Linked DNA regions of Homo sapiens: regions 1 and 2 are each linked to region 3. The links are chromatin contacts, found by Hi-C or POLR2A ChIA-PET in ENCODE. All regions are on one chromosome and are shown on one strand. Each heading gives the region's core, a stretch centred on a gene start or an enhancer-like site at or near the end of the contact. The rest is flanking DNA. Distances are from core to core; before and after follow the strand shown. Region 1 has its middle 48 kb from the start of PPP2R2B-IT1. Region 2 overlaps PPP2R2B (protein phosphatase 2 regulatory subunit Bbeta). Region 3 holds the start of PPP2R2B (protein phosphatase 2 regulatory subunit Bbeta).

Region 1 (3,537 bases), core at 986-3,485, 89 kb after region 3:
TTGTCAGAACTGTCAGTCATAGTCAGAAAACTCTGCTGCTATATGCCTGCCCTGTCCTGAGGTATCAGCAGAAGTGTCGCTGGCCCCGCTTGCTTTGCGTCAGCTTCCAGGTGAGTGCTGCATAAATCCTCCATTTGGTAGTATGAATGCTAGTATTATAAGTACAAATATAATGCCCTAATATCAGAGATAATTTACTTTGCACTAATGCACTTATCTTGATAATAATTCTTCTTAAAATCCATAGCAGGAAAGCATGATGGTTAATAGCTAGGCTCTGACATCCGATACCAGGTTTGAACCCAGCACTGTTACTTACCAGCTGTGCATCCAGGCAAAGTGTTACTCGCTGATCCTCAGATCCTTCATCTATAAAGTGGGAATCGTACGACTCACTGCAAAGCTGGTACAGCAATGCAATGCAATAATGTTTGTAAAGCTCTTTGTACATTCCCCAGGCATACAATATGTGGTCGGTTATGGCAATTAAAAACATTATCTATTTCAGACATAAAATGCAAGGAGATTGAGAAGAAAATTGTCACCATACCAAAGCCAGGAATTGGAATCCTGTACACCCATTAGAAAGGAAAACCGTAGTTGGTGTTCTTAGCTAATGGTCCTTTGGCTGCCTGCGATATTAGTGTTGGCCAGAGGCTCGTTAATGTTGTCATTGTTTATTATTGAACACTGCCACCTAGTGGATGAATTGGTCACATGCAGGTAAGGAAATCACGGAGGTTATGTCAGGTCACCTGGTCACACATGGAAGAGGCTGTTGTGTCCATCTTGTCCACACTGATTTCAGCTTGTTGACTTGCAGCCATGCCCAGGGAGATACTGGGGTGTTCCTGCTTATGTAGACTCCCCTCTATCTTCGCGCAGTTGTCAAACTGACACAAAGACCTGAGAACTGTATTCTTACACTGCGGCTATGTGAGCAGAGCCAAAGATCGGCCTCCTCTGACATGACCTAAGGCCCCTCCCTCAACACTCTAATCCATCATACCATTTTATTTTATGCAAAAGCATATCGTTGTCTGAAAACATTACTTTCTTTCTGTTTCCCATCCCCTTCTCTTGCCCCTAACTAGAACGGAAGGCAGCCAAGTGTGGGGCCATGTGAGCCTTATTCCTTTACGTATCCCTCGTACCTAACACTGGGCCTGGCACAGCGTAGGAGCACAAAAATATGTGTAGCCTATAGCATAAAAAATCAATGACAATGCCAATAATCACTGCTGTTATTGTTTATGGTTCCTACTTTTTGCCGGGCACAGAGCTAAGGTCTGTACATAGATCACCTCATTTAATCTCTATAATCAGCCTGCTTAGTGGGGGTAATGTCACCACCCACATAGGATCAGTAATTTCTAGGGCTTAGAATTGATCTTTCAATTTCAACAAGCATGGTTCCCCTTTGCTCAGTATTATAATGCCATACCTTATTTAATCCTCTCTTTTGAAATCCTTCTTATAGTTTCACCTATTTTACAGATTTGAAAGCTGAGTCTCATAGAAGTGAAGCAATTTGCTGAAAGTCACTCAGTTCAGGTTTAAAACCCAGGTCTTGTCTAATTCCAAAGGCCCTGCTGTTTTCACTGCAACATACTGCCCTCTATTAGATACATGGATAAAAAAGGGCTTTCTTAATTCGGTCCTGGAAACCCAGGCCTGAGTTTTGGTTAAGCCTTTGTAAGAAGCCTTTCTCCCAAGCTAAATCTCATATTGGTTTTTCTTGTAGCCAGGTCTTTATTGGTTTCTAGATGTCTCCTCCACGTTCACTTCAAAGACAAAAATTAGCTACAATTTATTGAAGATTTTATTATGTGCCAGGCAGGGTTCAAATGATCTCATTTAATCCTTATAACAGCCCTGTAAAATAGGTTCCATTGATATTATTCCTATTTTATAAATGAGGACACTGAGGGACAGAGAAGTTAAGTAATTTCCCCATGGTTACCTGGATTCTAAACCAGAGCGCTGGTTTGAACCTAGGCAGGCAGTTTCCTTCCAGGATACACTCCTAAGCACCAGTGGCCATCCTAGGGGACTATATCCAGGACATTTCCTTTGCTGACATCAGGTAAGGGAAGGCCCTCAGAAAACCTCAGGGGCAGCCCCACTCAGTAAAGCACTTCCCAGAATGTTTAAGCTCAGAAACTGTGCTGAAGTCAGAATACATAGAGATGCCAGGCATCCTGCAGCTAGCCCTCCTCCCTCCCGGTTTGCAGTCCCAGCCTACGGTTACTCTTCAATTAGTTTCCATCTGTGGCAGCAGCAATTCCCTAGGGGTACATGGGCCAAAAAGAGAGACCGACTCAGCCAAGAACCAGAAATATCCTCACTGCAGCAAACAAGCTAGTGATGGAAAAGAGGAAAATTTTCCCTTCAAGGTCTGGACATTTCTCAAAGACAGCCCACTCAGCTTATATAAGCCGCATGCACCACTAAAGGAACACAACCAAGGCCCCATGAATCTAGAACAATCTTGCCAATTACGTGTTAATTGAAAGTTATGTAGAGGCCATCCACATGCCCTTGGGGAAACTTGACACTGTACTTATTGAATTGTCTGTTCTGGATCACTGACCTGGGCAAAGGGGCTCAGGCAACACTCAAAGGACAGTGGCAAAGTCATTCCACATTCCATGGGTATCAGTTCAGAGTTTCCACCCTTTTTTGAACCTTTCCTCCAAATAAATAGGCAGTGATGGTGTTTAGGGACATTCTGGGCTTCCTTGTATTCATTAGTTCATGTTTTCATATATTTATGTACTTGTAAATTGACAAATCTTGTCTTGAATATACATTTGCTAAGTATCACCTCTGTTTCAGGTTAATGCCAGGTGCTGGGAACATCAAAGTGGGTTAGATACAGTGGGGTGCTGGTAAGTGATGGCCAACTGGCTTGCTATGTGTCGGGCTAACATGAATGCTGGTTGCATTTTCCTTTACATTAATGAATAAGACAAGATTGAAACTACGAAGATCTATGTCAGTGTCGTCTGTTAATGACCTGAGCTACTTCTTTGCTGAATTGAAGTGTCAATAATAGAAGAGTTCTTTAATTTTTTGTGTTGTTCACAGATACTATGACACGCTTTAAAGTTTAATCTGCATTATTGACATTTCTCCATCAGTTTCTTGAGTCTAGACAATTAACTAACAATAAATCAAGCCTTGGTTTATAGCATTTGCCAATCTTCATGTGCAAATAAGACCATCGTGGCCAATTTCAAGCTACCAATATTTTGCCACTAAGCATGGAGTTGAGGAGAGACGTACAACATGAATGTATATCATCTCAAAAGTATAGATTATAGTACAATCTAGTAATTAGGAAGAAATGAGTCTTAAGCTTTTATTATTTTCATTTTGAATATACAATATTTACTTATATAATTTGATATTTTATAATGGCTATGCTTAACAACCAGTTCAAAACAATTCAGGACGTTTAACAAGTGGCGCCAGCCAGCGGGTATTTGTCAACTCCAGCCTACCACTGGTTAGACATAGGCTCCTACTTGAAGA
Region 2 (3,696 bases), core at 991-3,490, 130 kb before region 3:
TCACGCCATTGTCCTGCCTCAGCCTCCCGAGTAGCTGGGACTACAGGCGCCTGCCACCATGCCCGGCTAATTTTTTGTATTTTTAGTAGAGACGGGGTTTCACCGTGTTAGCCAGGATGGTCTCGATCTCCTGACCTCGTGATCTGCCTGCCTTGGCCTCCCAAAGTGTTGGGATTACAGGCGTGAGCCACTGCGCCTGGCCAATTTCCTTTTTTTTCTAAGAATTTTATAGCTTCACATTTTATATCTAAGTCTGTGATCCATTTTGAGTTCATTAAGATTAGGTTGAGATTAATTTTGTGCCTATGGGAGTTCAATTGCACCAGTGCCATTTATTGAAAGGCTGTCTTTCCTCCGTTGAATTGCTTTTGCAATTTTGTAAAAAACAAACAAACAAACTGAGTTGAACATATTTGTGTGGGTTTGTTTTTGGATTCTTTATTCTGTTCATTGATCTATGCCTCTATCTGTCTGTTAATGTTACACAGTCTTTCATACTATAGCCATATAATAAATCTTAAAATCAAGGAGACTGATTCTTCCCAGTTTATTATTCTTTTAAAAATGATTTTTAGCTATTTTGGTTCCTTTGGTTTTCCATATACATTTTAGAATAATCAGATCTGTATTTATAAAAATCTTGGTGGGATTTTGATAGCAATCACATTAAACCTATATATCAATTTGGGAAGAATTAACATCTTTGCCTCGTTGGGTAGACAAGTCCTATGCCTTTATAAACACTTTTTTATTTTAGGACGAACTAGGGTAACAAATTCAGTTGCTCAAAAGAGGCCGCATGTATCAGGTTTAAGAACATGCAGGCTTCTTGTGATAGTAGATTGGATACAGAATATTTCTGTACTGTAAGAAAACAATAACTCAATCAGATGTTAAATGACCAGGAACACTTGAGCTCAGCATTAGAAACATAATAAGGAATGGTGGGGATTGTGGCTTGCTGGAGGAAAGCCATGTCCCCTATGAATGGAGCAGTTGCTACCCAAGTCTTCTCATGGTTAAGAACATGGGCACAGCATTGCTATGGCTTATATATTTTCAACATAAGCCAGAAATCTATTTTTTAAAAAACCTAAAATGTTGGCACCTACTTTGAATTAACATAAAATAAAACAGTTCAAATACACACGTTGGTACGCTGGATCCAGCAGCCTCTCTGTGGTCTCAGAATTAGAGACAACAAAGAAGGTCCCCACCCTCAGGGAACATACACTCCAGCTGGAGCAGCAGAGAGACACCACAAAGCAGCACTGTTCTGCTCTCAACAGTAGGAGCTGAAGAGCATGCAGGGGGATCCTGAACTCTGCCCTGGGAGGTCAGGGATGGCTCCCCAAAGAAGTGGATTTACACAGCAACTCCAAGGAGAGACATTTGGAACCAAGCTGTAAGCACATTAGGAAAGAGTAAGGGATACTTTCCAGAGAATCCAAATCGTGGCATGAGGTACTCTTGAGAAGGTTAATTCAGTTGATGATTCAACATGTGCTATTTAATCCATTGCCTCCAGAGCAAACATTGATAGGATTAAATAACAGTGCAGAGCTCTACTTCCGGGCATCACAGAACATAGCGGGGAAGAGGTCATAGAGTTCAGTGTTTCTCCAAGTGTTATGTCACCTGTTGGGAATTGCAAAGCTAAAGCTTTCCAGAGGTGAACAGTTTTCTGATGCTCTTGGAAGAAAATCAGAGCCCCTTCTAATTACTCACAAGGACCTATGTGGTCTGGCCCCTGCCTGCCTCTTTAGCCTCCTCTTCTCTCCTTATTCCTGTCTTCTTTCTGTCTTTGCAGCATATCATGACTCAAGGCCTTTGCATTTTGTCATTCTTTCATTTATTCTTCTGTTTATTCAAGAACTGTTGATTGAATAGAAATAAATATTCTAGGTATTGGGAATACAACAGTGAACAAAGTCAACTCAGTTCTTACCCTCATGGAGTTTACATTCTAATGGAGGAGGAAGACACACATAGATAATATCCTGCCTTGTGTGATGAGTTCTATGAAGAAATATTAAACAGAGTTAAGTCATAGGGAATAATGGTGATTGCCCCCAGAGGGTGGGGGCAGGTCTTCTGGTGAACATATGAGAAGAACTTGAATGAAGTGATGGAGCACAACACAAAAGCACATGGGCTTTTCCAGAAAGAGAAAACTACAAGTGCAAAGAGCCTGACGCAGGAGCACATTTGGCCTATTTGTGGGTAGCAAGAAGGGGAGTGTGCTAGGGCAGAAGAGTGGCAGGAAATGGGGGTAGGGAGGAGGCCAGATCATGTGAAACTGCAGGCCTTGGTTAGCACTGTGGCTTTTACCCTCAGTGTAAGGAGGAGCCACAGAGACATGATTTGACTTACAGAGAACAGATGGTGGATAGAAATCTGTTACAAGTTTATTAGAAAAGTCCAAGTGAGAGATGGTGGCAGCTTGGACTAGTGTGGTAGCAGTGAGGGTGGGGAGAGGCTGATCAGCTTGAGACGCTGTCAAGGTAGAGATACTGTAGGGTTGCCTTGCACTTGCCTTGGAGTATGAGAGGAAGGAGTCAAGGATGACTCCAGGGGTTTTGTTCTGAGTGATACATTTATTGAGATGAAAAAAAGCAGTGCCTGTAACATCACAATGTTGGCTCCTTATCATGATTCAGGTCTCCATCGAATGTCTTCTCTTTGGAGACATCTTCCCTGACCACCCCTCATCCTATCAGTGCTGCTCATTTTATTTCTCAGAACTTAACACATATCTGAAATTATCTTATTCATTTTATTTGACTCATTTATCATCCGGATTCCCCACTGAAATGCAAGACCTAAGAGAATAAGTGCCATGTCTGCTTAGTTTATTGCAATATCTTTAGTACCTAATTCAGTGCCTGGATCTTGAAATAAGATCAGTAAAAGTTTGCTGAATGAGGTTTGCAATGTGTGAGATAAGTTAAGTCCCCAGGTTTTTGGGGTGTGTGTGTGTAGTTCTTTTCAGAGCAATCAGTTAATGGATTAAATAGTATTGATTATCTGTGGCAGGCACTGTGCCAGGCTCTGGGAAAACAAAAATGAGCAGAAAAAAAGCATTGCCTGCAGCCTCATGGAGCTTCCAGCAGCCTGGCAGAGCCATAGTAAATAATCTCACCAACAGACTTTCACTGTGCTAAAAACTCTGAAGGAAAGACACATGGAGGTATGAAAGTGTATTATCTGGGGATCTGATCACTTCGGGGAACACAGGTGAAACTTCTCTGAGCTGAGATCCACAGGAGAAGCCACTGTGGGCCTCAGGGATCTCTGAGAAGCATAGATGCTGTGGCTATGACTTCAAATTTTTCATGGAGCTTCTTGTGGAAAGAAACACATTTTGGCAAAAGCAGAACTAGTACAACCTTCTCAAGCACTGGGGCTTAGCTGGGTTCAGAACCTGGATAAGATGAGCAGCTGCTCCATGACAGAACTAGGGTTTTGTATTTATCATGACACATGTGGGTAAAAAGGGAATGCTACCTACTTAACAGGGCTGCTATGAGAAGGAAAAGTTATTGTCCATGAAATGCTTAGCACAGTGTCTGGTACACAAGAAGTGCAAAATACTTGGTAATAATTATCATCAGACTTCAAATTTGTGAGGGTATAATGTGAATACTCTCCCACACACAGAGAATAGACAGTATAGAACCTTACACAGAGCAGGAC
Region 3 (3,592 bases), core at 671-3,170:
ACCTTTACCCCCAGATGTGTGTGTGTCTTTTTATTTCTTTCAGAGCTTGAACTCTTTTACTCCCCCCATCACATTTCTCTAGCAGTCTTTTGATTTGATTAAATATTACAGAAATGTTAGCATCCAAGAATAATAATTTTAAATTAATACACCTTGCAACATTGTCCTAAAGCATTTCCACATACATTTTCTCGCATGGATATTACAATGTGATAATGCAACACTTTGTATGAGTGGCTAAGGATAAAAGGCCTACAGGTAGAAAATGAAAGCAAAAATGCAAAAGTTTTGGCACTGGGGGAAAAAAATGCCTCTACTCTCTATTCACACACAAAAGGCAGAATGAGATTCCACCTGCTGACTTTCCCTTCCTGCCCGCACAGCACTAGTGCTTATGTCAGAACAAGCTGGGAGAGAGGGAGAGACGACAATTTCACCTCTTGGCAAAGCTCAGCTTGCTGAACCCTTTTGCTTTCTGCTGGCTGTTGATTCAGCAGAAACTACTGCTGCAGAATTCATAATGGTGATTTTTAAAGGCCCCACCGATCGCGTTGCTCACCCCACGTGTCAGCCTCATTCGCTGCCCGCCAGAGCACTATTTCCCCAGCCACCTTTTTATTTTTGCTAATGCACTTCCAAAAGGAAAGAGGTTCGCCCGTCTGCAAAGGGCTTTTTGGGGTTTTGATTGTCTAAGCAGGTAACCTGGCCGGCCGGGGAGATGAATGGGCAGGAAATGAAACCTTGCCCTCCCTGCAGCCACTGAGAGACATAACATCGTTTCGCTCAGGGAGGGGGGACCAAGGTCCTACTGGGCCCCTCCCTTCTTATCTCCCCCCAAGACCCCTGCGAACATCTCGGGGAAGGGGTCATCTGCCTTCCTGGGGTCATCTTTCTGGGCGAGAGCCCCACCCTGAAAAAGCCTAATCCCTGAGGGCCATTTTAACTCCCGTGGGCGCCGGGTCCACCTGCTGCTGAACGCCGAGCTCGCCTCGCGGAGCCCGGATGGATGCGAGGTGCACTGGGGCTGCCGGGGCCAGCCGAGCCCCCGCCCCAGCCCTAGGGCCCGGAGGAGTCTCCGCCACTACGCGCCCAGCTGCCCAGGAAGCACAGTGATCCGCAACTTGCGCCCGGCCCCAACGGCGGAATGCGGCGGGGCTGGCGTTACCTTCGGTCGCATAGCTGTGGTCGCGCAGGAAACTGTTGTTGATTTTGCGGGTATCAATGTCCTCCTCCATTGACAGCAGGCTTACTTGCGTGGGAACCAGAAGCCGGCAGACAAGTATCCATGATCCCTCCCCGCAGCCAGTCTCACAGGAGAGGGGGGCAGGGGAGCCAGTGGGACTGCACCATGGTCCGAGCCTGAGGAGGAGACGGGGAGGCGGAGAGAAAAAAAATAAAAACCCGGCAATGGAGCTGTCACCTCCTCCACTCGGGTTCTGCGAGGCTGCGGCGGCTCCTCCCGCGCGGTGCGCTCACTCCAGCTCCAGTTCCCAGCGAGGATGCTGCGCCTGCCTCCGCTGCCTCCGGGTGCCAAGATACGCCGTGCCCCGAGGGGTCTGGTCCCGCCCGCCCGCCCCGGAGGCGCTCACAAGCGGGTCTGGGGAGATGCCCAACAGGTTCCCCTCCTTGGCAGCCGCTCCAAAATGCAAAAAAGATCCCTCCTCCCCCTGGGAGAGCGGGCAGCCGCGACAAAATGGTGCCTTTCTGGACCCGAGCTGCAGTGGCGAGATGGCAGGGACAGGATTCAGGCTTGCCTGGCCGGAATGAGGGTGCTGGTCCCACGGGAGGGCGGCTCCGGCAGGCGGGGGTAGGGAAGCTGGCGGGGAGCTGGGCAGGGCGCTGCAGCCGGCGCCAGCGCACTCACCCTCACACCCACACGCGCGCACTCGCAGCTGCTGCTGCTGCTGCTGCTGCTGCTGCTGCAGGAGGCTGGAGGCGGCTGGTGCATTAAAGGCGAGGCTCCTCCCAACCGCGTCAGCAGCCCCACGACTCTTTCCCAGCAGCAGTGGTGGCCGAGGCAGAGGCTGCGGCTGCTCTTTGCTGCAGTGGGGCGCATGCAGCCGCGAATCGGCACCTGGGCAGCAAGCGACTAGCTTGCAGGTTCAGGTGGAACGCATAGACGCGCTCTTCCAACCTCCTCCCCTCTCGCGCCACTCAGCTAAGGGCCACGTCTACGCTAGCACCCAGAGCCCCTAGCTCCCTGCCTTTCTCCGGACGCCTGAACTTGAGAACAGCAAAGAGAAGTAGGTTCCTTTGGATAGTCAGGAAGTCTACATCCAGGTCCCTTTTCCTCACCCTTATATGATGCATGTGGTCCCTTGGTGAATTTAAAGGGCGAGGTTTGGGGCTCGAAGCTTCAGAAAAAGAGGAGAAAGTGGGAAGTGCCGCTCAGAGCCTATCTTAAGCCCTCTAGTAGGAATAGGAGGGGGATCAGGGGCCAGAACTTTGCAACTGGTTCCCCCATTCCTAAGAGTCAAAATACCTTCTAACTGTAGGAGGCTGGTGTTCAATAAAGCATCTGTGTCTACACAGGTGGAGGAAAGCACCAGACTAGTAAACAGGATCAGTCTGAAAAAGTCCACTCTCCCTTGCAGTTTGCACTTCGTTTTGGACAAATTATTGCAGCCTCTCCGTTAGGTTTTGCTTGTGCAGGAACACCTTCTATTTGCTGTCAGCATGGAAGGTACATTGAAGCACAGAAACATAAGCATAAGAGCCCTGTGCCCACAGAGAGCCACTGCTACCCTGGGGGAATTTCAGGAGTCCAATTAATACAGAAAAGAGACCTGTCTTCCTACTTCAACTAGGAAGAAAATGTAGAATTCCCTCCCCACCCATGTTTTCCCAAATTTCAAACTCTACTTTTGAAAGAAAATGAGATTACTATTGTTATGAAACAACCAAAAACATTTAATGAAGCAACCCAAATCACTAGAAAGCCAATTTGGAAAAGACATCAACCCCAATCAGTAGAAAGCCAATTGGAAACGACATTTCCTAGGTTTCATCTTGTAGAAGGTATTCATTTCAATGGGTACCACTGTAGGGAGAGACATCAGCAAATGTTTTGCTCAGTTAAGCTCCACAAGTTTAGCTAGATGGGCCCAGAGGGACCTATGAGTTAATTATATACATACAATGCTTCGGCTAACACAATTTAGAAAGTATTTGAAGTTCAGAAAAATGGAAAAACAAGTCCTTAACTGAGGTTGGGAATTGTCATTAGATTTCCATGCAGTATGGATACTTCTGGTAGATAGAAAATGACATCTTCCTCATCTCCAGAAATTGACTGCATATCCCTGGGAGAAAAGAGCAGAAATGTTCCTTGACATAGTTATTTTGTGTGTGTGTGTGTGTGTGTGTGTGTGTGTGTGTGTGTGTGTGTGGTGGGGGGAGTTCAGTTCAACTTTCAATAGATTCTATTTTATTTTCATCTAGTGCTTAAGACTTATACACTTGTTTGTTCAAAATCCACATTTAAAATTTTAGTAACAGGTGAAGACGGGTACAAGTTGATTTAATCCACTTCAGTACAAGTTGTCGTGGCTGGTTCTTCCATGGGATGAGCTGTATCTATCACCGAGGTTCC

What was found. A loop is a pair of places that touch in the nucleus more often than their neighbours do. ChIA-PET counts read pairs that join two places held with the same protein, here RNA polymerase II (POLR2A). Pooled maps may share reads with other maps.
Region 1: a map of ascending aorta shows a loop between it and region 3 (2.3-fold over the local background). The contact joins the enhancer-like site here to the promoter of PPP2R2B in region 3. A Hi-C loop is called at or near these places in 3 of 168 maps with a recorded cell type or tissue (aorta, ascending aorta and head of caudate nucleus) and 8 of 50 pooled maps. POLR2A ChIA-PET finds 5 or more read pairs at or near these places in 1 of 52 experiments (Panc1).
Region 2: a map of CD8-positive, alpha-beta T cell shows a loop between it and region 3 (2.2-fold over the local background). The contact joins the enhancer-like site here to the promoter of PPP2R2B in region 3. A Hi-C loop is called at or near these places in 4 of 168 maps with a recorded cell type or tissue (CD4-positive, alpha-beta memory T cell, CD8-positive, alpha-beta T cell, naive thymus-derived CD4-positive, alpha-beta T cell and 1 more) and 9 of 50 pooled maps. POLR2A ChIA-PET finds 5 or more read pairs at or near these places in 3 of 52 experiments (CD4-positive, alpha-beta memory T cell, CD8-positive, alpha-beta memory T cell and T-cell).

What each region holds. Positions count from the first base shown.
Region 1 is chr5:146,965,541-146,969,077 of GRCh38, forward strand. It overlaps a transcript of PPP2R2B not described here. Among named protein-coding and RNA genes, the nearest start is that of PPP2R2B-IT1, 48 kb to the left of the region's middle. Within about 2 kb of position 2,236, at least 2 of the 41 ENCODE cell types and tissues checked have a DNase peak (open chromatin) inside an H3K27ac peak, as active enhancers do; they include ascending aorta, where a contact is called at or near this core.
Region 2 is chr5:146,749,696-146,753,391 of GRCh38, forward strand. All of the region lies in intron 2 of PPP2R2B (protein phosphatase 2 regulatory subunit Bbeta), which reads right to left. It overlaps LOC107986461 (a long non-coding RNA gene), which reads right to left. Exons shown (of 2, transcript XR_001742922.2): 2 at 2,647-3,696. Among named protein-coding and RNA genes, the nearest start is that of PPP2R2B, 130 kb to the right of the region's middle. Within about 2 kb of position 2,241, at least 2 of the 41 ENCODE cell types and tissues checked have a DNase peak (open chromatin) inside an H3K27ac peak, as active enhancers do; they include CD8-positive, alpha-beta T cell, where a contact is called at or near this core.
Region 3 is chr5:146,876,837-146,880,428 of GRCh38, forward strand. It overlaps PPP2R2B (protein phosphatase 2 regulatory subunit Bbeta), which reads right to left and starts at 1,921. Exons shown (of 10, transcript NM_181675.4): 1 at 1,755-1,921; 2 at 1,166-1,359. The coding sequence starts at 1,235.